Linked DNA regions of Homo sapiens: regions 1, 2, 3, 4 and 6 are each linked to region 5. A link is a contact called in ENCODE Hi-C or POLR2A ChIA-PET data. All regions are on one chromosome and are shown on one strand. The core of a region is the stretch at or near the end of the contact, and the rest is flanking DNA. Distances in the headings are between cores, read along the strand shown. Region 1 holds the start of MTIF3 (mitochondrial translational initiation factor 3). Region 2 holds the start of GTF3A (general transcription factor IIIA). Region 3 holds the start of RPL21 (ribosomal protein L21). Region 4 holds the start of USP12 (ubiquitin specific peptidase 12). Region 5 holds the start of CPAP (centrosome assembly and centriole elongation protein). Region 6 holds the start of POLR1D (RNA polymerase I and III subunit D).

The links. A loop is a pair of places that touch in the nucleus more often than their neighbours do. ChIA-PET counts read pairs that join two places held with the same protein, here RNA polymerase II (POLR2A). Pooled maps may share reads with other maps.
Region 1: a loop to region 5 is called in a map of CD4-positive, alpha-beta memory T cell, with 8 times the contacts of the local background. The contact joins the promoter of MTIF3 here to the promoter of CPAP in region 5. A Hi-C loop is called at or near these places in 1 of 168 maps with a recorded cell type or tissue (CD4-positive, alpha-beta memory T cell), 1 of 37 single-sample maps with no recorded cell type and 10 of 50 pooled maps.
Region 2: a map of B cell shows a loop between it and region 5 (11-fold over the local background). The contact joins the promoter of GTF3A here to the promoter of CPAP in region 5. A Hi-C loop is called at or near these places in 1 of 168 maps with a recorded cell type or tissue (B cell), 1 of 37 single-sample maps with no recorded cell type and 9 of 50 pooled maps.
Region 3: a loop to region 5 is called in a map of CD4-positive, alpha-beta T cell, with 7 times the contacts of the local background. The contact joins the promoter of RPL21 here to the promoter of CPAP in region 5. A Hi-C loop is called at or near these places in 2 of 168 maps with a recorded cell type or tissue (CD4-positive, alpha-beta T cell and CD4-positive, alpha-beta memory T cell), 2 of 37 single-sample maps with no recorded cell type and 10 of 50 pooled maps.
Region 4: a loop to region 5 is called in a map of B cell, with 10 times the contacts of the local background. The contact joins the promoter of USP12 here to the promoter of CPAP in region 5. A Hi-C loop is called at or near these places in 2 of 168 maps with a recorded cell type or tissue (B cell and CD4-positive, alpha-beta memory T cell) and 9 of 50 pooled maps. POLR2A ChIA-PET finds 5 or more read pairs at or near these places in 1 of 52 experiments (GM12878).
Region 6: a loop to region 5 is called in a map of naive thymus-derived CD4-positive, alpha-beta T cell, with 15 times the contacts of the local background. The contact joins the promoter of POLR1D here to the promoter of CPAP in region 5. A Hi-C loop is called at or near these places in 1 of 168 maps with a recorded cell type or tissue (naive thymus-derived CD4-positive, alpha-beta T cell), 2 of 37 single-sample maps with no recorded cell type and 11 of 50 pooled maps.

The regions. Positions count from the first base shown.
Region 1 is chr13:27,448,759-27,453,018 of GRCh38, reverse strand. It overlaps MTIF3 (mitochondrial translational initiation factor 3), which reads left to right and starts at 2,455. Exons shown (of 5, transcript NM_152912.5): 1 at 2,455-2,510. RefSeq lists enhancers at 2,021-2,080, 2,101-2,460, 2,304-3,218.
Region 2 is chr13:27,423,369-27,427,244 of GRCh38, reverse strand. It overlaps GTF3A (general transcription factor IIIA), which reads right to left and starts at 2,626. Exons shown (of 9, transcript NM_002097.3): 1 at 2,307-2,626; 2 at 53-153. The coding sequence starts at 2,507. RefSeq lists enhancers at 952-1,171, 2,122-2,191 and silencers at 2,282-2,361, 2,462-2,521, 2,532-2,801.
Region 3 is chr13:27,249,033-27,253,220 of GRCh38, reverse strand. RPL21 (ribosomal protein L21) reads right to left here and starts at 1,663. Exons shown (of 6, transcript NM_000982.4): 1 at 1,636-1,663. RefSeq lists enhancers at 1,170-1,755, 1,409-1,948, 1,756-2,341, 1,160-2,359.
Region 4 is chr13:27,169,241-27,173,308 of GRCh38, reverse strand. USP12 (ubiquitin specific peptidase 12) reads left to right here and starts at 1,498. Exons shown (of 9, transcript NM_182488.4): 1 at 1,498-1,717. The coding sequence starts at 1,670. It overlaps USP12-DT (USP12 divergent transcript), which reads right to left and starts at 1,050. Exons shown (of 2, transcript NR_046548.1): 1 at 937-1,050. RefSeq lists enhancers at 722-911, 2,412-2,521 and silencers at 972-1,611, 1,752-1,801, 1,862-1,951, 2,022-2,091, 2,122-2,171.
Region 5 is chr13:24,920,207-24,924,341 of GRCh38, reverse strand. CPAP (centrosome assembly and centriole elongation protein) reads left to right here and starts at 1,481. Exons shown (of 17, transcript NM_018451.5): 1 at 1,481-1,581. RefSeq lists enhancers at 534-1,435, 1,436-2,337.
Region 6 is chr13:27,620,642-27,623,141 of GRCh38, reverse strand. POLR1D (RNA polymerase I and III subunit D) reads right to left here and starts at 1,250. Exons shown (of 2, transcript NM_015972.4): 1 at 1,133-1,250; 2 at 1-267. The coding sequence starts at 1,158. It also overlaps a transcript of LNX2 not described here. RefSeq lists silencers at 994-1,553, 2,174-2,500 and an enhancer at 1,857-2,500.

The DNA of each region.
Region 1 (4,260 bases), core at 1,206-3,705, 2.5 Mb before region 5:
TCACCAATATATTCATTGAAAGAGAAAGTTCATGGGCATGCTATGGAAATTAACGTAGAAATTACTATGTAATAGAAAATATAGGCATTTTTAGAGTCACCATGATTTGAGTCTTATTGAGTTACATTTTTTGAGGGGGTTAAATTATATGTAGAAACGATAACAATTGGGAAAGCTCTACACATGTCTCAGAGTCCTCTTCTATGTACATAACGGAGTAGTTTATTAAAGATCTGTGGCATAGTAATAGCATTTCCCCAAACCTCTTCATCTTTATTCAAGGATCTTCAAAGTCTGCCCCCACCAAGCACAGCTCAAGGCTCTCAATGACTCTTTAAAAGCTTCCAAGTGGCCGGGCGTGGTGGCTCACACCCGTAATCCTACCACTTTGGGAGGCCGAGTGGGGTGGATCACCTGAGGTCAGGAGTTCGAGATCAGACTGGCCAATATGGTGAAACCCCGTCTCTACTAAAAATACAAAAATTAGCCCGACCCAGTGGCACGCGCCTATAATCCCAGCTACTCGGGAGGCTGAGGCAGGAGAATCGCTTGAACCCGCGAGGTGGAGGTTGCAGTGAGCCGAGATCGCGCCACTGCACTCCAGCCTGGGCGACACAGAGAGACTCCATCTCCAAAAACAAAACAAAACAAAACAAAACAAAAAAACAAAAAACCCCACAAAAGCTGCCAAGCTCCATTTCGGCTGGAGGTCAAAGAAGAGTTCAAGGGAAAAGATGAAAAAAATGGCTTCTCTCCATCTGTGGGCATGTCTGTAATTGCCACCCCATCTCTGCATGTCTCCTCCCAGGAACACTAAAGCACCATCTTCTAGGCGTGGAGACATCTGACAATGGAAGTCTAGAAAGCTTCCTAAACCACCTGCTCTGGACACAGCTGCCTTCAAAGACGGACTGCAAATGGATGCTGGCCGGTAGCTTCAGTTACCAGTGATTACTTGGTGTGAATCTACCTGTGCTATTACCTTAGCAAATTTTAAGTCTTTAGTTTGGGCATTAAATGTTTCAGTTACTTGTACATACTTCACATCCTTTTAATGTTTTCATGGACTCGTACTGTTTACTGTTTCTCTCACTACTTCAGTCTAGCAATGCAAGGAACATTTAAAGTTTGCCTGGGTTTGGGGTTTTTTGGCTTTTTTATTCTTGATTCTGCTACTAGTTGTGCGACCTTGGGCAAATTTGTTTCAGTTCCCTCATCTGTAAAATGGGTAATAATAATAATTGGCTCATAAGGTTGTCCTGAAGATTGAATAACTTGAGATATGTTCAGTGCGTAGAACAGTGTCTGGCACATAGGCAAAAGCAATCACAAATGTGGGCAATTATAATTGCTGAGCACCTAACTTTTCCCAGGTATTGTGCTACTCAGTCTGTCCCCGAATCTACGTCACACAAAATATCTTGGCATTGAGAAATAATTTTGATAGAATAAAATGAATCCTTAATTCTTCTTGATTAACTTGGAAATGGCCAAGATGCACACCTGGACTTTCGGTCTCACACAAGAGTTGTTTCATTACCTCCCTATTTTAACAGTGAGCGTCGAGCTACCAGCAGCTAAAAAGGAAATGGAGATTTCGTCTTTGCTCCCAAAGAACTATTTAAAGCTTTAGTAGTTGTGTCATCTGTAATAAAAGACGTAATGCTGACTCAAGGAGTTAATGAGAAATAAGACAACGCCTTCCAGTGGACAAGTAGCCAATAAATGTTAGTTTTTCTTCGTACCAGGAATCCAAACATTCCAGGTATGAAGCCAGATTAGGTGGCTTCACGACTGTGGACTCGCAGTCTGCCCTTGAGGAATTTCTTATTGAAGAAGAAAAAGAGGGGGGACACGGGGCCCAGACCCCCAGCACCCGGCTTTCGAGCAGGCTCCACGGGTCCGGGTCCGGGTCCGTTTTCCCTTTCGCCAGCTGGGGCCCCGTTCGAACCTCTCCCAACTACAACGCGGAGGCTCCGACGCCCCGGCCCCAGCTTTGTTTTGCCTCCGGGAGCCGCGCGCCACCGGGGACCCGCGGGGAGCCGTTCTCACTCCGAAGCTGTCTGCTCACCTGCAAATCGGAGACAGCGCCCTTTCACTTACGATCCTTATAAAAGACGCTTATAAAACATTTTATTCAGTGTTACATTAAAAAGACGTTTATGAAAGCAATTTATAAAGCCCTAGTGGGAGACCGAGATTGGTGTTAATGTAACTGGAGTAAGGGCTGCTCCGATTGCTGCAGAAATTCGACATTAGCCTTCACCGCACCTGCGGAGCAGCGGGAGCCAGGTGAGCAGCAATTTCCCCTCAGGGACTTCCTCCGCGTTCTCCGCATTTTCTGTCGGCGGAACTGAATCCCAACAGTAGAAAAACGTGGCTCCGCCCATCACCTTTCCTTTAAAGGACGCGGGGTGAAGCCCCGCCCACTACGGAGAGCGAAGGGGACTCGCCGCAGATCCGCTGTACTTGCGTCCGCTACAGTATGTCAATCGCTTGCCCCAGCACAGGTAATGCTAAATATGAGGCGTGCGGAGCGGTGCGCGGACCGGCATCGGGAGGGCGTGGCCTTAGGGGGCGCCCCTGTGGAGGAGGCACCCGGAAGGTCAGGGCTACCCCGTCCCGCCGGTACCGAGGGCGGAGAGGCTCCGCAGGTCCTGCTGCGGAGTCGGAGGGTTCTGCCGGGCTGTAAAGCCATTTTCAGCGAGGCCGCTGCACGAACTTCCGAGGGATGTTAGACCTAGAGTTGCCGCCAGCCCCACTGAGCTTTTCTAGTTCCGTCCCGACATGCGCGCCCTCGTTTGTGCGCACGCACGCACGCAGTACGTCGCTACGTCCCGTCTCTAGCCCTGGCGCTCCGCCGGTCCCGTTCTGCAGGTGGGCGTCGCCGCCGACTTACCAACAACCGGGTCGGGGGCTCCCGGAAGTGCTCTTGCGGCTTACTGCCTGGCACAGGTGGGGCAGAGCGAGCCAGGCGAAGGGCGCCTGCGCAGGACATGCTGGACAAATGCGTTGTTCTTGCTGCCTGCTGTTGCGGGAGGAGGCCTTATGGGGGAAGGTCGCGAAGTGACTGGGATTTTTTTTCTCATTTGTCATTTAGTGGGCTCCGTGGCTTAAGACTTGAACCAAGTAAACGAAGTTCTCTTACTGAGAAGTCTCAGTTTCAAGTACGTGTTGTGAAAGGCCTAAGTCTTAGAAAAGTAGAGGATGGAGAGAAGAATCTGAAAATCGACTACTATTCATTCTGTCAGGCACAACACAGTAACGAATAAGTCCATTTTGTTCCTGCTTCGTAGAGTTTACGGTCTAGTGATGGAGAACAGCAGTGCTAAGATCATCACAAAACTGTAATTGTAATGAATGTTTTAAAGGAAAGGTCAACTGGACTGTAGAAGCATTCAGTGTTAAGCTCAGTAAATTGGGGGAGGGATGGGAGAACTGGCTTAGTTTGGAAGGTAATCAGAAGAATGCGCTAAGGATCTGGCGTTTCCTAAACCAAGGACGAGAGTACTGTATTTCAAAAACCGAATGGCCAGTGTGGCCTAGGCATAAAGAAGAAACTGGAGAGGTGGGAAGGGCCTTTTGGCCTGGCGAAGGTGTAGATCTTTAATCTCGGGGCAGTTTTATTTAAGGTGAGGAAGGTCCTGGGTGTAGTGACCGCAGTGCAGTGGGAACTGGTTGCCAGGGCTCAAGCCGAGTTAGGAGACTGGCAGGAATCCAAACGAGGTGGTCGATGTTTTAAACTGACGGTGGTGACAGTGGATACGGAGAGGACTGGATGGATTCGAGTGGGGTTTAGGAAATGAAGTCGATGAGGCTTGGTGTTGGGTTGACTGGGAAAGTGGAGGCGTCAAAGGTGTCTTGGAGGTGACTGGAGGTTGTGGATGGGTAGTGATCCCATCACTAGAGTTCTGGAAGAAGACTAACATAGGATTAACATAGGAGAATAAGTTAAAAAAAAATTTTTTTTGAGAGTCTCACCCTGTTGCCTAGGCTGGATGCTTAGGCTGGAGTGCGGTGCACGATCTCAGCTCATTGCAACCTCTGCTTCCCGGGTTCAAGTGATTCTCCTGCCTCAGCCTCCCAAGTAGCTGGGAATACAGGCTCACGCCACCAGGCCCGGCTAGTTTTTTTGTATTTTTAGTAGAGATGGGGTTTCACCATGTCGGCCAGGCTGGTCTTGAACTTCTGACCTCAAGTGATCTGCCTTCCTCAGCCTCCCCAAAGTGCTGGGATTACAGGCGTGAGCCACCGTGCCCG
Region 2 (3,876 bases), core at 1,377-3,876, 2.5 Mb before region 5:
TATATGCCCAACACAACCCACTTCAAAAGCCTAAAAACAGGTCTCTACTTACACAAACGGCTTTTCTCCTGTGTGAGTCAGAATGTGGCGGCTCAGATGGTAGTCCCTGATGAAGGCCTTGCCACACCCTTCATAGTCACAAACAAATGGTCTCTAGCAGGAAAAAAGAAAAAGCATGTCACTTCTGCACTAGTTAGTAACTCTGGTATTATTTAAAAGCTTAAACTGCCTAGTGTTAAGGCCACAGGCTTCCTATGAAGAGGTGGTTTCTACTCAGAGCTGTGCACCCACTGCAAGACGCAGTGTTCCTGCACAAAGTTACACAACATAAACATCACAACTTCTCACAAAGTCACTACACAGATTTTTGTTCCATGAACAGCATTTAAAATAAGCAGGCATAGCATTTTTAACCTGCTCCCAACCCGGCAGCAGGCTTTCACAGCAACCCCCTCTTAAAGACGCCCTGGCTGTTAGCATGGCTTGTCTGCATGGATCCCCACCACCGCATGATTTAACATGTAAAAAAGCAAGCCTAGGGCAGAGGAACGAGGGAGGCCTGTCTCATCCCAGACAAGCCCAGGGTCTGTGCTAGGATAATGCCAAGCACAGCTATAGGAAAGTGTGTCACACCTGAAAAAGCTCACAGGTGCCAGGGCGAAGCAAAGAAAACAGCTCAACACCCTAAATGCAACCACCTTTTGTAACCCAGGAGTTGGGAGGGGGTGACTCATTTTGAACCTATAGTAAAAGCCAAACACACACCCCAAATAACCAAATAACCAGTTTGGTGCATCAAACTATGAAAAGCATACTACCAAGGCGTCCAGGAGGGAGGCACCGAGGCCTCCATGAGAGTACTAGGAGCAAAACAAGCAAACAGGAACACAGTGAGCTACATACCACCAGGGGCGGAGCCACAGAACCTTGCACAGCGGCAGGCGTGGAGTAGGCTCAATAAACATTTGTCAAATTAATCTGCATGAGAGATCTGGGACAACAAAGATGACTCCAAGTTTTTCAACCTGTATTAAGGAAACTGGTAGCGCCAGTATCCAAAATACAGCACACCGGTCTAAAAGGAAAGGCAAGCTCTTACGTGGATCTACTGGTAATACAGAGCCCAGAATTTAGAGGCTAGAACGGGCAAGAGGAAGGGCAGAGGGGCAAAGCATAAAGGATGTTATGAGTCATGCCGGTGGCTATGTAAGACCGCAAGAGGGAGCTGGGCGGGGTGGAACATGCAGAGGGCAGAAGAGGATCCAACGAAAAGGGCAGACGAGGAAGAGGAAAAGAACCAGAGAAGGTCTCAAGGAAGAAGCGGTCGGCCTTCCAGTGCTGGAGAGGTTAAGGAATGAGGCCCCGGAGGACACCTGGAGAAGGTGGCCCATAAATTAGAGGAGGTGCAAGGGGCAAAGGTATGGACTGCAGCCCAGTGGTTTAAGAAATTAAGGGCTTTAAGCTGAGGCAGTGTGAAGCCTAGCTCTGCCAAAAACTGGGAAGCTGGGCAGATTCCTTGACCTCCATGACCCTCGTTTTCCTCACTTGTGTGTGACATGGGCTGCCACGTCATATCATGGTATCTGACATTCTCCTGCCCTCAAAATAAAATCCAAACTCCTAATGGGCCTACTTCTCAGACCTCATATGGTGATCTCCGCACCCAAACACACCCACCTGCCTCCCACCCCAAGGGTCACAGGCTCCCTTTGTGTTCTCTCTACCTAGCACAAATGTCTGCATGGCTAGATCCTTCCTTCTTACACGGCTCACACAGAGAGGCCTTTCCTGACCACAACACTGCATGTCATTCCCACCTATCCTGTGGTCGGCTCGACCCAGGAACAAAGGTCCATGGCAGCAGAAACCTTGGGTTTGCCTGTTTTGCTCACTGCTCTCTCCAGTGTGGAGTTACGAAGAAATGAGCACATGCTGCTTTCACGACCCCTGGTACATGTAACCCATCTTCTGTACCAGCTCCAGGGGCCAGTGTTTGGCAGGTGTCTAGTAGCGGTGGGCCCCCTCAAACCTCACACTTATTTGCAGATTACGGGAGGCACTTGGCTGGCCGAGACTCACGATCAATGACTGCTTAGTAAATCCCGAGCCCCTGCCATGGATATCAAGGTCGCAGAACGAAGGTCCTACAACTTCCTGTCTACTTCCTCAGCTCCTTCCCCAAGTCCTGGATGTCAAAGCTGAACGCGCTGCACAGCGGGGCCTGCGGCCCTGGCCACGACTGCAGTGGCTACCCCGGGGCCACGCGCCATCCCTAGGCCCAGGGTTGGCAGCCTCGCCCCCCTCACCTCCCCCGTGTGCTTGCACAGGTGCGCGTCAAGCTTCCAGGCTTTGCTGTAATTGGCGCTGCAGTCAGGGAAGGAGCAGATGAACCTCCTGGGAAGCGCGGGGCGCGGCGGGGTCGGAGCTGAGCTCTCGCCGGCTGCAATGAACGCGTCGGCGATGGTCAAGGACGACACCGACTCGGCGACCACGGCCGGCGGATCCAGGGCGCCGGCGCCTCCAAGCCCAGGGCCAGGCGCGCTGCCACGTGCCGAGACACGTGCCGGGAACCGGCGCGCCCGGCCCACGGCTCCCTGCTGAACCTTCGCGCGACGCCGGCACACTTCCGGGAGCGCGCGCGGTCACCAGGCACCGCCCCGCGTCGGCGCCGCTGCTGCGCATGCTCCGGGAGATCGCGCATGCGCCAGGAGGCCCCGCCGCGGCTCGCGGCCCGTGCCCTGTCAGCCCTGGATGAGAGGCGGGGGTTTCTGCGTCCTCGGCAGAAGGCTGCTGCGTTTCACAGGCAACTCAAATCCCGAGGCACTGCTTAAATGGGGCTTGTTTCCCGTCCTCCAGTACACTCTGGAAAGCACTAGCCTTACATAATTTAAGTTAGCCTGTTGCCACATTACTAGTGTGACCTGTGTGGTTTCGTTTCTTTGCGTGCTTTACGTGCTTCTGCTGCAAGCCCCAGTTCAGAGGTTCCTAAGCTCAGATTCACGTGGAGAGCTTTACAAAATCCCGAAGCCTAGAGGATACTTGGACCACTTAAATCACAATTTCTGGGGGTAGGAAACAGGCATCAGTATTTTTGGAAACTTCCTAGGTGATTTCAATGCGCAGAAAAGTTTGGGAACCACTATCCTGGCACAGTAGTGCGCACCTGTAGTCCCAGGTACGCGGGCGAATCGCTTGAGCCCAGAGTGAGACCCCGAGCTCTAAAAGAATAAATACAGATGTCTCCCCATCCTACCCTTCCCCACCCCGGCAAACTGACCAGGTGGTTGGAAAAAAAAAAAAAAAAAAAGGAAAAGTTTGGGAACACTGCCCTAGAGCCTTGATGACCTACTTGAAACAAATCTCCAGGTGATTCAGTGCATATCAAAACCTGAGAAGCACTTTTGAGAGGCCTGAATGAATATGAGTATCTTAGTTTATGAGGACCACATGCCTAAAAAATGTCCTTGGATACAGATAACTGGCAGGATGACTTGGGGGATGTTCGCCAGATCCATATTTTTCACATCCTGCATTATTCCGAATCATTAAGCCCTTGTCGGAATGTGATGAACAGGTCCCTGCACAGCAGTGCAGTTCTGGAAACAAGCCAGGGCTTAACATCAGTGCTTATGAACTGAGTATTCCAGTTCATAAACACTCCTTTGCCTCAGTCTGCTCATCTTGAAAGTGGGAAAGTTGATAACGCCTGTGTCATCCTCCGTCTCAAGATAACGGGGCTGTGAGAGTGTCTATGCCTTGGGTCCACCTGTTGCTTTCTTCATTTGCCACTCTAGCCCCTGTCCATGGATGGGAGAATTCTACACTCATCCCTCCCACAACTCCGGAATTCTAAAATGGTTTCTCTTGCGCCAGTTC
Region 3 (4,188 bases), core at 414-2,913, 2.3 Mb before region 5:
GGCTTTATAATCATTGACCTAAATTTGACATAGGCTCTGCCACTTACTAGCTGGGACACCCACATTTCATCTCTCATCTTCATTTGTAAAATAGGGGTGAACACTTTCGTAGCTGAGGTAATGTCTACAAAGAACTCAGCAATGCTTGGCCCGTGTAAAGTGCTCAGTAGTAACCGGCAGCTAATTTATCATTATCTAAGAATTCACCTACAGGCATTTAGAAATTAACCTTTCCTTTGTTTCCCAAAAAGGCCAAAACAATAGTTTTGATAGCTCTTTAGTCATTATAGGGCAGAAATGCCATTCCTGGCCATTACTCCTACCATAAGGTAAAATACAGCAGTCAGGCTTGACGTGTTGACAATATTCTAACACAATTTGGTTTCTAAGTTTACCAACAATCCTTTAAGAATGGCTCCCAAAGTACCATTTTTATAAAAATTGTATAGCAAGAAGACATGTTTCACCTAACTCACCAAAGTCAAACCATTGTTACAATGGATGAACCCTTTAAATGCCAGGTACTCTGTTCCAATCCCCAAAGCCTTTAGATGTGTATAAAGTTCCAAAAACTTGTGCTAAGTTAGTACACAAAGGGTGATACTGTGTAGATTCAAGTCACTTTGTGGAATCACCAAGTGGCATAATCAGTTAACTCATTCCTGATTCCAGAGCCCATAATCCTCCACTAGATCCATCTTTCTGAGTTTGGAATCCATTTTAAGCATGGACCCCATACACTTAAAACTGAAGGCACTTTTCAAAACGATGCTTTACAGTTTGTAAGAGTATTAAAATCATGGCAACTAGGATCCACCATAAAGAGCAACCTGCAGTTTGCTCGACTCTGTTGACGTCCACAAACTAGACAAAATGATGAACTATGGCTAAATGTTTCCCTTCACTCAAAGCATGCTGCCCTAGAATTCGCAAAACAGTATCTCCTCTTGGTGCAAATATTGGTGTTGCAACCTCAAAACACTTTCCCTTCGTCCGATCACCATGTGGGGTCAAAATTTTAAAAACAGTCGGAAATCGTCTTATGCATTAACTAAGGGCAGTGAGGGTTCATCACCCAGGACGACTCCGGGACCCACTCTCCGACCGAGAGCCCGGGTTTTCACACCTGTAGGCTTCACAGAAGATTAAAGCCGACGCCTGACTTTAAACCCATTCCTACTACCCCTTAAGTCCTCACCCAACATCATCGCAAGATTTGGAATAAAAAAGCCACACTGAAAGGAGTTAGAAAGGCATCAGGCCACGCGGCCCCCACACAGCCTATGTGAGAGGGGCCACCCACAGTACCGGAGATGCAGCCACGGGAACATAAAACGAAGTCTTTTAAAGATTAACTCGAGTCGCCTCACCCCAAGCGACTCAGTCTCGTCTTTCTCGCAAATGTCCCCCCGCAGGGCCGCAACATCGCAGTCCGGTTCTCAGCCCACGGCCCAGACCCGACCCGGCGCACGCTGCTCCCCGTCTGGCAGAACATGGTTTAACCCGCCCATGCCAATGGACCTCAAACAGGTTAGAGAGTCTCCCCACGGTCCCAATGAACGACCTCTGAGGCCACAAGGTCGCGGTTCAAGTCTGTCGAACACCTAGCGCCCGGGAGCCACGCGTAGGCCCTACCTGGAAGATGGCGGTTCCGGCCGAAAGGAAAGAGGCGGGGCCGCGGCGCGCGCCTTACAAGGGCCTGTGGGCTGCCCACGGCGCTGCCTGAGGGAAACGCCAACCGTAAGCGACTTCTTTCTAGGGAAGAAGATCGTCTCTGAGAACACAGAAAGTCTGTGAGGATATTTTCCCCTCTTGCGAAAGAAAGGCAACCGGCCAACACAAGCTGACACTTGCATCGTGTCAGACAGCCCGGAAAGGGGCCTTCAAGGGCGATCAAGAGGACGCCGTCGTCCCGAGCGTGCTTACGCCATCCTTTGCGTCACCGCCTTCGCCGGAAGCTGCCTTGTATCCGCGTCTCCGCAGGGAAAACTGCGGCTGGCGGTGCGGGAAGTGCTATTAGTAGTTGTTTATTTGTTTGTTTGCAGAAATAATTGCTTGGGTACGAAGGTCAAACGAGAATGAAGCAAGTATATTATCTAGTTTGTATGTCTTTAAATAGTTTCTCCTCCACACGTCTAAACATACGCACCTGCTAGTAGGTGCGCAAATGTTAAAACCTCTTTGGGAAAGCAATGTGGCAAAATCTAGTAAAAGTTTTCAATTACTAAACCCCAGCACTCTGCTCCTACCTATATGTCTTGTAGAAACTTTGGTAAGTGAACAAGGATGTACGTAACAGCGCTGTGGGTAGAAGCAAAAAATTAGAAACGTCCATCAATAACAGAATAAATACCTTATGGGATGTTAGGATGTAGTATTATACGCCAATAAAAGAAGACTGAACTCAGAAATGTGATGAGGCAAAAAGAGAAAGATGTAGAAAAATAAATAGTATGACAATTCATATACATTCAACTCTAAAACTTGTAAAACAATGCTATATATTGCTTAGTTATGCATACATATGTAGTTAAAGAAGTCAAGAAATACAAGAGAATGAAAATCAAGTTGAGAAAAGCAGTCATATCTGGTAAGGAGGGGACAATAAAGGGAGGCTTTAACTGTATTGACCATTATTAAACCGGGTGTTAAATATATGGGTGGCCATTGTTTTATTCACTACACCTTTAAAAATAGATATTATTTTCTTAATGTAGTTTATTTAAATTGAGATAATGCCATATACCCAGCATCCAGTTTCCCCTATTATTAACATCTCATGCTAATATGGTACATTTGTTGCAATTAATGAACCAATATTTTACACTGTTATTAACTAAGGTTCACATTTTATTCAGATTTCCTTCGGTTTTACCTAATACCCTTTTTCTGTTCCAGGATTCCATCCAGAATACCACATTACATTTAGTTATGATGTCTCCTTATATGCCTCTTGTGGCTGTGGCAGTTTCTCAAACTTTCCTTACTTTTGGTGACCTTGAGAGTTTTGAGGAGTACTGGTCATGTATTTTGTAGGATGTCCTAATCATGGAATTTGTCTCATGTTTTTCTCATGATTGTATGTATTTTTAGGATGCATTTTTAAAAAGTCAGCTAAGTTAACAAAATCCCTTATCAGACTGAATATAAATAATATCGTCCAGTCGCTTTTGAAATTTGCATGTCTTCGACTCACTCTCCTGATGCACCTGAAAGTTGTAATTTCTAAGAACTGCGTCAGCACCATTTTTTAAATGTGTACATTCTGTGACCATCGTCATCAGCACTTAACATCATTTGCTGAAGAACTTGAGGAGGAATAGGATTTGGTATTGATTCCTTCAATACGTTGACTCCTCCAGACTTTCACTGTAACCATTAGCCCTTGGCTTCTAGATTGTCTTTAACTTAATTTTCTGTAGTTCATTATTACAGTCACTCTGTTAGCACTCACTTCCTCAGGTCACTTTTCCTTTCCCATTACTTTCTTTCTTTCTTTGAGAGGGAATTTTGTTCTTGTTGCCCAGGCTGGAGTGCAGTGGCGCGACATCGACTCACCACAACCTCTGCCTCCCGGGTTCAAGCGATTCTCTTGCCTCAGGCTCACGAGGAGTAGCTGGGATTACAGGCGCCCGCCACCACACCTGGCTGATTTTTTTGTTTTTAGTAGCGACGAGGTTTCACCATGTTGGCCAGGCTGGTCTCCAACTCCTGACCTCAGGTGATCCACCCGCCTCCACCTCCCAAAGTGCTGGGATTATAGGCGTGAGCCACCGCGCCTGGCCCCCATCACTTTCTTAGCACATACCGAACCTTGGATAAATGCAACCGTGACAGTACCTCCACAGCTGAGCACCGTTGAAGAAAATCTTGTAATCTGGTGTGATGACAAATCAGAAACTAGTCATCCATGCACTATATTTTTTTGCACTTGGAAATATTTTTTTGAGCCCATAGAGTGTTTTAAAAATTAACATATCAAAAAAAAAAGATTTCTGGCTTCCCTTGAGAAATCAGGAGATCTGGCAGCATAGAGCTGATAGTCTTGATGGCCACTCCACTGGCTTCCCCTTTAGATGGGGCATTCATTCTTGAGTTCCTTCATCACTCAGCCTGCTTCAGTCATTTACCTGCCTGGCTCCTGTTGGCATTTGTGTTTTTAGCCTCTCCCATAAATTCACGACCAAC
Region 4 (4,068 bases), core at 249-2,748, 2.2 Mb before region 5:
CAGGTAGGCCCTAGAGGTCTAAGATGTAGAAACCCTTGTCCAAACAGGGGGTAGAAAAGAGCAAGAAAGAATTCAGGTGGGTGATGCTTGCAAGTATAGAGAGGAAAGCCCCTGGCTGGGGTATCAGGGCTCTTGGCTTCCATGGAGGCAGGCGCTTGGAGATCCAGTCCGGCTACCATGGGGCTTGGCTATATTCAATCTGCATTCCCCCCCCAAGCAAGCTTATAATGGAATCACTATGGAAACAGTATTCATGTACCAGAAGTCTATTTTTCACTTAAATTTTGTTTGAATGCTTTTTGTTTTTGAGTGCTTTGAACCCTTGAGGTGAGGCATTTCTGATTTTACAGCTCTGCCTGAATTCAGATCCTCAACCCCACTGAATTAGGGGAACCCAGAAAAGTACCCCATCACGAGTTCAATCAGAAAATATCACAAGCTTTCTAACATAATAATTTATGAAGTTATTCTACTCACTTGAACTACTTTCTCAAATAGGAAAAAATAAAGCTGAGCTGCCAGGCATGAAGAACAGGGTGCAAATATGAATTTTATAAAAGGAGAAAGAGGAACTACCCATGCCAGTAGCCAGCACTGCCTAAGGATTTCTCACAGGGCATTTTTCTTGCTTGCGGGCTTCCTGTCTCTGGTAATATCATCATCACTGCTGGCTTGAGATCCTCCCTATTTTGCAGCTCAATGTGCAGATATTTAGAAGCCTATTATAAATTTATCGCCAACAGGCCAACAGGTTTCGCTCCTCTCCTTCCCCCATTACTTATCTTTCTTCTTAATTCAAAGAGTTAAACATGTGTAATTTGTTCTTTGCCTCTTCATTTTTGTTTAATTATTTTGTCTTTTTCTAAGTTGTGTTTGACTCCGGTGATTCATCCAATATACGTAAAAAGAAACAAACCAAGTGCTTGGGACGCATACCCGGGTTATCTTAACTGTGCAGAGCAGGTTTCCTCCCACTCCGCCCGTAGTTACCCAGATCATCGCCTCCGTTTTCTGTTTAGGCAGCGGGGGCTCGCCGTCCCCTCGCCCGCGGTGGGTGTCGCAGCTGGTCCCCTCCAGGGTTCTCCCAGATCGCCGCCGCCACCCCCGCGCCTCCCCGCCGCACCCCTTCCTACGCGGGGGTCTCTGGGTCCCCGGCTCTAGGACCGCAGGGACGCGGGCAGGAGGTGGCGCCCGCCTTCGGTCCTGCCCTCTGCCGCGCGCGGGGTGGGGACGGACCGGAGTTCCCCGGCTCGCGCACAAGGGCCGCGGAGGGGTTGCCGAGGGGTGGGCGGGGCTGCGCCGCCTGGCCGCGCCGCTGCCTGGCAGGCCGGGCATTAGGGCCTCGGCGGAGCCCGCTCCCCTGTGCGCTGGGCGGGGTGGGCGGAGGGCGGCTTCGCGTGCAGGCGCGGGCCCGGAGGCAGCGGCTGCGCCCTGCGCCGGGGCGGAGCCGGGGGCGGGCCGGCGGCCGGCAGGCGGGGGCTGGGGCCCGAGGCCGGGAGTGCCTGAGCGCCGGCGGCGACGACGGCAGCGGCGGCCCAGCGGGCTCGGTGGTTGGGTCCGCGGCGGCTCGGGGTCCGCCCGCGGGCTGCGGTGCGAGCGGGCGGCCCGGCTCCCCTCCTCCCCCGCCCGCCGCCGCCGCTGTGATTGGGTGGAAGATGGCGCTGGCCGGATGGAAATCCTAATGACAGTCTCCAAATTCGCCTCCATCTGTACCATGGTAGGTGGCGGCGAGCGGGCGGCCGGGGCTGCCGGGACCTCTCGGGCGGGCGGGCGGCGCTGGACCCGCCTCTCCCAGTGGCCGCTCGCGGGGCCTAGCGCCGGGGCGGGCGGGCGGGCTGGGCGGCCCGGGCGGCCCGGGCGGGGGCGGTTGGACGGCGCGCAGGCGGGGAGCGCGGGGGTGAGCGGCCCAGGCGGCTGGGGAGGGGGCGCCGCCTGGTGGGCCAGGGCGGCGCGAGGGTAGCGGTGAGTGGGCGACCGTGCCAGACGCGGCGTCGGGCGGGCACCGGCCTCCGGGAGTCCCCGGCTGAACTGCTGGGGTCCGCTCGGGACGCGGGGACGAGGGCCGAGGCGCGCCCGGCCTGTGCCGGGGTGAGGGGTGGGCGCGCGCGAGCCAGAGCGCGGCCCCGGGCCGGGGTCGTCGGGGAGGGGGCGCGGAGCCGCGCGGGCTCCATTTCCTTCTGGTCGCGCGCCGAGCGGGAGGGGTCCCCGGGAGGGGTGGGGGTCGGCGGGCAGGAAGGAAGGGTCTCGGCCGGGGCGGGCAGCGCTCATTCCCGCCTGGGAGAGGACGGAAGTCAAGTGCAGATTTCCTCGCGCCGCTGGCTGGGCCGAGTCCCCGACCCCGCGCTGGGGGAAAGGGGCGTGTGTGAAGGTGGAAACTTTAAATAAGTACTGTTGAAATTCTCTCCATTTTCTCCTCTGAGAGGCACGAGCTCTCCCGTTTCCAGCCGTGTGTCCAGGTGGCAGTCTTGTCTCTGGGAATGCACGTTAATCTTGAAAAGCAGCATTAGCTTTCCTGTCATTTGTTTACTTCAGCCCACCAGACACATCTGTATGTGGCTGGAGCTAGGTCTGTCTGTGCGGGGACCGCCTGCCAAGGCGATGGTATTTGTTTTCCTAGGGCGTTTAAATAGACTGTAAGGGAAAAGTGCTAATGCCCGCTGGAAGTCCCGAATTAAGCAAAACGTGGGCGCGTTTAAAACTTGGTGTTTTGTGCGTGGCCAGAAGGACCACAGTTTTCCACATGATGAGACAAATTCGTTTCATTAGTTCCTCATGAGCTTATATGTAGGGATCATAATTTATGAGTCATCACCGAAAAAAGTTGTTCTTTGCAACGTGGGCCTAGTGGTTGTTATTAGAGACTTCTGAAATCTTGTGTTTCATGCCTCACTGGCCCTATTTATGCAACTGATTTCATATAGGAGATCCCCAAGAAATTTTCCATCTAAGGGTGGTACATTGTATATATTTTTCTTTAAGGAGTGGTGAATCAGATCTGAAAGATGCCTTAAAAAGCAGATTCTCTACTACACGCTGAGGAACAGTACAAAAAATGACTGAAATCAGGTGGACATAAAATCGACAGTATTAAAGAAATCATATTGAAGGATGAATCATTGAAGACTCCATTTCCCAACTGGATGATTGTTCTTTCTCACAGTTTACATTTTAGGAAAGCATTTGTATTAAATGGACTATATTAAAATGATTTTGGAGAATTGTTTGGGCTAATTATTTTTAGATACGCCAATTATTATCTTAGTCAATTTCAAAAGGAATGCGATAATTAGGTCTTTTACAGTGACAATTTTGCCACATGGCTGAGCTACACACATTGTATGGGTCATAGTTCATTGTCAAAGACTAGATTTCAGGAGTGGTGTGATACTCTTTACCGACTGTTCATTCACTCAAGTACTGTATATCAAGTATACACTTAGCAGCCACTAAGTGCTAGAGGCGACGCTGAGTACTGGGGATGCAGTATTGGTCAGGGCAGCCCCTGTTTTCTTGGTGTTTACATTCTTGCTCATGGACACAAACAGTATTCAGGTAAACAATAAATGTATGCTGTAATCAGATTAGGACAGTGAGACACAGGGATTTGCCAGGGTCACACACTTAGTAAGTGGGATTCTGATCCCAAGGATGTCAAATCAGAAGCTCTTTCTAGGGCTTCCATCCAGATACATTAATTACATGTGGGGCGTGTGTATTGTTGGCAAATACAGAAAATGCCTGGCCAAATGAGATCGTTCCAAAGGTACTATTAAAATTGGGTGTGTCTGTATTCATATTTGAATACATTCGAATGTACCCCCAAATAGTGCTGAATATCTCAAAGTAATTTGCAGTCTTATTCTTTAAAGAAAATTGCCATTTGTCCTCTGAGAATCACAAAATTGAAAAGCAAAGATACCTCTTTGGCTTTGTAGGTGCTGTTTTGCTAGGCTTGGAACGCTCCTCCCTGCCACACCCCGTATCCTTCTTGTCTGGCGAGTGTGTGTGCCTGTCTCTTAAGCAGGGAGCCTTACTTGAATAATCCTACCCCTGTCCAACCCGACCCTC
Region 5 (4,135 bases), core at 232-2,731:
CAAAAATAGAGGATATTGCGACTATCCTTAAAGATACACATTTTAGGAAGAATGATGAGACTTTTGGGCATGCTTTCAAGCCAAAGGGCTATCATAAATGAAAAGGAAGATTGTTTGGGTCCTTGTCTGGCATCTTAAGTAGCTGTGTGATCTCGGAAGTCTCGGGCTTTAGCTTCCTCACCCACAGTGAAAATTAAAAAGAAAAATTGGGCCGGGCGCGGTGGCTCACGCCTGTAATTCCAGCACTTTGGGAGGCCGAGGCGGGCGGATCACGAGGTCAGAAGATCAAGACCATCCTGGCTAACACGGTGAAACCCCTTCTCTACTAAAAATAAAAATAAAAAAATTAGCCAGGCGTGGTGGCGGGCGCCTGTAATCCCAGCTACTCGGGAGGCTGAGGCAGGAGAATGGCGTGAACCCGGCAGGCAGAGCTTGCAGTGAGCGGAGATCGCGCCATTGTACTCCAGCCTGGGCAACAGAGCGAGACTCCATCTCAAAAAATAAAAATTAAAAAAAGAAAAGAAAAATTGAAAAAAGAAGCAAAACCGAAATCTTGATTTAGAGAAGTAGACTCTTTTTGAAGTAGAAAGCAAAACAAATTTTGGAGGACCAAATTTCTGTGAAATAGTTTTGTCTTTAGCAGTCGTTTGTTTCAGTTATAACGGTTATAAATGGCACTTCATTTGATTTCTTTAAACATTTTACTTGGCCTGCTGTTTAATCAGACATGGAAGCCAGGTATGTAGTACTGTGGTAACTCACGGTGCTGTAACTTCCTAGATTAAAGGGCCGTGGCAGTTAAAACGAAACAAAACAAAAAAATTTCTTGAATTCTGCACTGTCAGTATTCAAACTAGTTTCAGAATCTAATGGACACACTCTGCCAAACCACCGATTAGCCATTTGAGGAGAGATGAAAGATGCCTATTTTTGGAGTGAATTCTCATAGGGTTATTTTCGTCTTACGAAATGGTGTAGCGGACTGCCCTTTTTCTCCTTTACTAAGTCACCTCAGCCAAAGCGGAAAACAAAGAAAAAAACCAAACCAAACCAAAAAAACGACAAAATAGACCGTACGCAAATAGAAAAAAAAAAAACAAAACCCAAAACACCTCCTTTAAGCGTCGGTTGGGCTCTATGTTAGCTTTGACTCTCCGTGCTCCCTGCTTTGCTGGGAACACGGAGATCCATCGCTCCGTTAGGCGTTCCCTTTAGTTTTCTAAGTGTGGGAGCCTGGGGCGACGTCCACCACGGAAGGTCTCTCCCGGAAACGGTTTTCCGCCCCGCCACGCCGCCCGCCTACGTCGACCACTGGCCCGCTGCTGGTCGGAAGGCGGCGCGCAGTCCATCCCCCGCCGGGCAACGCCCGTCGCTGTGGCGTCACTGGGAGTTGTAGTTTCACTGGGCTCAGCGGTGCCTGCGCTTTAGCGCAGACGCGCGGGTGAGATCCTCACTTCCCACAGGACCTCGGGACGGGGGCGGGGCTCCGACAGAGGCGGCGATTGTGGCGGCCCATTTGTAAATGCTGCGGAGATTGAGGTGTCGGTTCGTGCTGCTGAGCTGCCCAGGCTTCACGGAGCGGTAATTTGTGGGCGAAAAGAGCGGAGGAGCTCTTTGTCCGCCGCCCTGCGCCGGAGATGGACGGCGGTGGGCGGGCAGGACTCTGCTCGGACCTCGGGGTTGGCTCGGCGGGGCGAGGAGGGAGCGGGGCGCCGGGACGCGCTCAGGCCCACGGGCGCGCTGAGGCCCACGGCAGTTCAGTGGCTTCGTTCATTCGCGCTGCTTTGTTCTTCGCAGAGCTGGGGAAGCCGGCCTCTCTGGGGTGTCTGTCTCTCTGACCTGGCTGTGGCGGAACTTGAGTTCCTGTGGGCAGCGCGGCAGCCGCAGTCCGCTGGAGCAGGGTGGTGAAGTAGCGTTGCTGGCTGTCCTAAGGGCCGGTCTTGCCCCAGCTTTGTCAAGGGCTTCTCTCTTGAAGCTTCGTGTGGATTCATGGCTTTCAAGAACGTGTTGTATTTTAGGGGACTGCTAAATCACTTCCCAGACCAACTAGTTACTTCTCACGGTCTAAGAGTGGCTTTGAATTTGCTGTTTGTATCCACTCTCCTCCCTCACCGTGCAGAGAATTTATCTTTTTTTCAATACTGCTTTAAAGAATGTTTACATAGCACTTTCTGGAGATTTCAAGGCTGTCAGTTTGTTACATTTTTTAAAAGTTTTATTGAGGTATAATTGCTATACAATAAAAATGGCACATGTTTAAATGCATTCCATTTGATGAGTTTGACATACACGTGCACCCGTGTCCTTCAGATTTTGATATCTGTAAAGTCTGAGTCCACATACTAATCCTATCTCGGCATATATATTATCAATGCTCCCTTTACCAAGACCTCAGTATCAATAATAAGTAGCAGGTTCTGGTGACGCTTTTTTTATACTTCATGCTGACATTAAATATATTTTTAGAATCGCGGTCATGAAATTGAAGGTATAGAAGGTGTGTTTGGTGGGGAGTTGGAGGAGGAGATGCAAAAGTCTGGCTGCTGCATCCCAAGACTGCTTGCACTTGTCAGTCTAGTAGGGAATTTTTCTAGTTTTCCATATTATGAAATGACCTTGTAGTTTGTCTCCCTTCTGAATTTGGATTTCGAAAGATTTTCTGCTAAGGTCATTGAAATTAAGCAAAGTTACGTGGTTGATTTTGAAAAAAAAAAAGTCATTACTTTTTTAGATTGGTTTCCTACTGAAAAACAATTTGCTTAGAAAAAGTTTTTACAAATTATTCAGGAATAACAGATATCCAGTAAAGTGCGCTAATCTTAAGTGTACAGCCTAAGTGTATCCACCCCCTGTATTAACCTTCCCAGTTGTTGAAGTCAAAAATTTGGAGATGAATCTCTTAAGTTTAACGTTTTATTTGGGAAGAAAGAATGGCGGTTCCAGGCGTACAGACCAGGTGGTCTTCAGTATGTCCAAAGAACAAAGAGAAAGCTGGAGGTTTTATAAAAAAGAGAATTGTTATATCTGTCGCTCTTCGAGAAAGTTCATTGGTTCTCCTAAGGTTCTGGGGAGGCAGCAGGTCCTACCGAGTGGGCCATGGTGGAGGGCAAAATTAGTCCTACAATTGCAGCAAGTTACCTCAGCATCTATAGATCAAATTGGTCTCGGGTTACAACCGGCAGTTTCAGCATACTGACTTATAGAGAATTCCATTCTTGGAGCAAAGTTGTGTGTCCTGAGTGCCTTTCCCTCTTGACTTCTTGATTGTTTAGTTGGCTATAAGAATGACTCAATTTGTATGATCAACTTTCACACAGACAGGACAACTCCCATTTTCCTGGATAACGACCAATATGCCATTTATAACTATGGGTTTATTTTGCCTGTTCTTCAGCTTCATATACATGGAAACATGGGCCAGGTGCGGTGGCTCATGCCTGTAATCCCAGCATTTTGGGAGGCTAAGCCAGGTGGATCACTTGAGGTCAGGAGTTTGAGAACAACCTGACTAACATAGTGAAACCCCGTCTCTACTAAAAATACAAAAAAAAAAAAAAGCCAGGTATGGTGGTGCATGCTTGTAGTCCCAGCTACTCTGGAGGCTGAGGTGGGTGAATCGCTTGAACCCGGGAGGCTGAGGTTGCAGTGAGCCAAGATCACACCACTGCACTCTAGCCTGGGCAACAGAGTGAGACTCCATCTCAAAAAAAAAAAAAAAAAAAGGAATCATATTTGTCTGATGTTCACACATCATTATTTATTTTTGTTACTGCCTGTGGCAGCAATTTTTGTTTTTTTAAATGCCTGAATAGCTGTGGTTCTCAAAGTGTGATACAGTGAGAAAATGTACATCACATTGGCATTTTTGTTTTTGGTTATTAAATGGTTGGCAGGCAATCATCTTGTTCCAAGAAAATCTTCAGTTGCAATTAATGGTACAGTAAGCCTTTATACAACTCTTCTACAACTCAACCAGGGAGCGATGGCAAAAACACAGTATCATTATGTTCACTGTCTTCTATGTCTTTTAACAGTTCTATAAACTGGCAGTTGATAGCATTTGTACATACTGAACAATTGTAACAACTATATTCATGATACTATTCGTGGATTATGCTTCAGAAAACCAAACACA
Region 6 (2,500 bases), core at 1-2,500, 2.7 Mb before region 5:
CTCTGAAATGGCTCAACAGCTGGAAGGGTACCTCGAGTCTGAATGCGTAAATTAATTTTGCTCTCTGAAGGATGGGTCGTAGTGTAACCACAAAATTCCACTTCCGGGTTCTTCATGATCATGTAACGTAGAGAATTTCCTAGGGTATGGTCTTCCTCGTGCAATACAAATGTCACACAGTGTCTATCTGTTCCAGCTGCCTGGACCATTTCCAGGGCTGTCTTCCTCTCGCCTTCAGCCATTGAGGTCTTCAATCCAGATATTTTTCTACACACATATTTTTTATAAAAATGAGATCATACTGAATATTGTTTTGTAACTAGCTTTTTCTCATTTACTATATCACATTGCAACACATTATTATTAATCTACTCCAGCTACACAGAATTATTCGCCTCTCATTTTCCTGCCTCCACAAACTCTATCAATAAATATTTAATTTATTGCCTCCAGTTTTTCCCTGCTCCATTTGACCATCCACACTGGCCACAAGGGGAGTTTTCTTAGAAAAACACAAACTTAAGTGTTTGCAAAAATATTTTTTGGTAGAGTCACAAGCAAGGGATAGGATTAGAATAGGACTGGTCCTGCTAGAGGATGAAGAGAGGGTTGAAAGGCATAGAAATCCCGATTGCTCTAGTATAAAAATAGAGGATACAGATGATCAATGTGCAGGCCCAACTACGGCTTCCATTTTGCAAGAGAAGGAAACTAGGAGAATGGAAGGTTCAGGAGTCAAGCAGCAGGGAGAAAAAGAGCTCAGCGCACAGAGTGGCTTTAGGAGCAGTCTGCACATAGAAAGAAGGTGAGCCGTAGTTACAGGGACAGAGGCACGAGTACCGTCCTCAGGAGCAGAGGCCCGGGGCGTGATTTTTACACACTGCTGTTGTAACGGGGGTGGGCAGTTCGGATACTTAACTCTGGTCTCCCAACTTGTCTTCCCTCCTTGATAGCTAGTGTACCTCTCAGCCTCTCAACTGAAACACATTCATGTCTCCTCCCCACTTCTCTCTCCATGCTTCTTCTCTGCGCCCCGAGTCAGGCCCCGGCTGCCAGGCCAGGCAGCGTGCCCCTCGGCCACCCGCTCCCCTTGGGCGCGGCCCGCTCCGCCCGCCTCCTCCTCGGCCGTTACCTCTCCAGCTCCTGATCCTCTTCCATCGCTGGGGCGGTTTCTGGATCCTCAGGTGGTGCTGGCGGATCGGGGGCTCTGTCCCATAGCGCGAGGCGCGGAGGCGAAGCAGGAAGCAAGGACCGACCGACGGAAGGCGCGGAGGACGGAAGGAGGGAGGAGGAGCCGCAGCGGCGCGGCAGGGCCCAGCCGCGGGGCGGGGCATGAGGCTCCACCCCCAGCCCCCGCCCCGACGCGGGGTGAGCGGTGGCTCGCGGCCCCGCGGCTCACCTGGGCGACCACGCGAGGCCACTCGCGGCGGGAGGGGCAGGGGGCGGGGCCAGCGCCGCCTTACCCCGAGGCCCAGACAGGCCTGCGGGCGCCCCGGCTCAACTCTGGTACCTTTCCCCAGGTGATGGCGAAGGGGCGCGGCCTTACCTGCCGCCCCCAAATCACTTCCCTTCCCAGTGGCAAGTCCGAAAGCGGCCCGACTTCCCAACTGGGGCGGTGTTGACCCAGGATGGCCCTTCCTGGGACCCCGGCCCTCCCGGGCCTTTTGTGGGACGACAGGCTTAAACTGTAGTCGGTCAACACACCTTGAAGAGGGAGGGGGGTCACGTGCGAGATGAGTCACCACAGAATACGAAGGTTGAAGGCGGTATTTGTTTCACCGGGGAGCTTGCAGTTGCATTTTCAACTGGGTCAAAATAGGGCAAGAAAGAAATGTCTCTTTTGGGGGAGTGAGAGTTTGGGAGAAAACTGTTTCCCACCTTATCCTTTCCGTCCTAGGATTCCTTCTACCCCCAGAGCGCGTCCTCTCCGGCTGTAGACTTCCTTTTCCCTTTCTCCCCAGTGGCTCCTCAAACCTCCTCACCTGCGGAACCCGCCCTCACCTTTGTTCCCAGGCGCCCAGCCCCCGCCTCGGCAACCTTTCGCCGCCCAGGCTCGCTCTCCATCCAGCTCCCTGCGTCCCGGCCTTCGCTGTGCTCCCTCAGGTGCGCTTCCTCTCGAATCGGCCCTTCTTGTCCCCTCGCCGCTGGCCCCGACCCTGCCCGACTCCAGCTGTCCAGCGCAACTACGTTTCTGCTTCCCTGCGCCACCTGTTCTCCTGGCCTCCCCCCACCCCGCCCCGCGATTCCTCTGGATGTTCACTCCTTCCCCAGCTGTGCCACTCTTGGCGGCGGCCGGGGGTGCGCGCAGACACCTAGCCAGCGGGGCTTCCGCAGGGGAATCAGGCGGGCGGCGGGGACAGCCCGGGGCGAGTGGGGGAGGCGGGCGGCGAGGGCGGAGTGGTCTCACTCTAACCCGGGAGTGACGGGTCCCTTCTGGCCCGCCTCCCGAGCTCTCGGATAGGTGGAGCCGCCCTCTGGTCCGCCCACCTCCCGCCCTGTG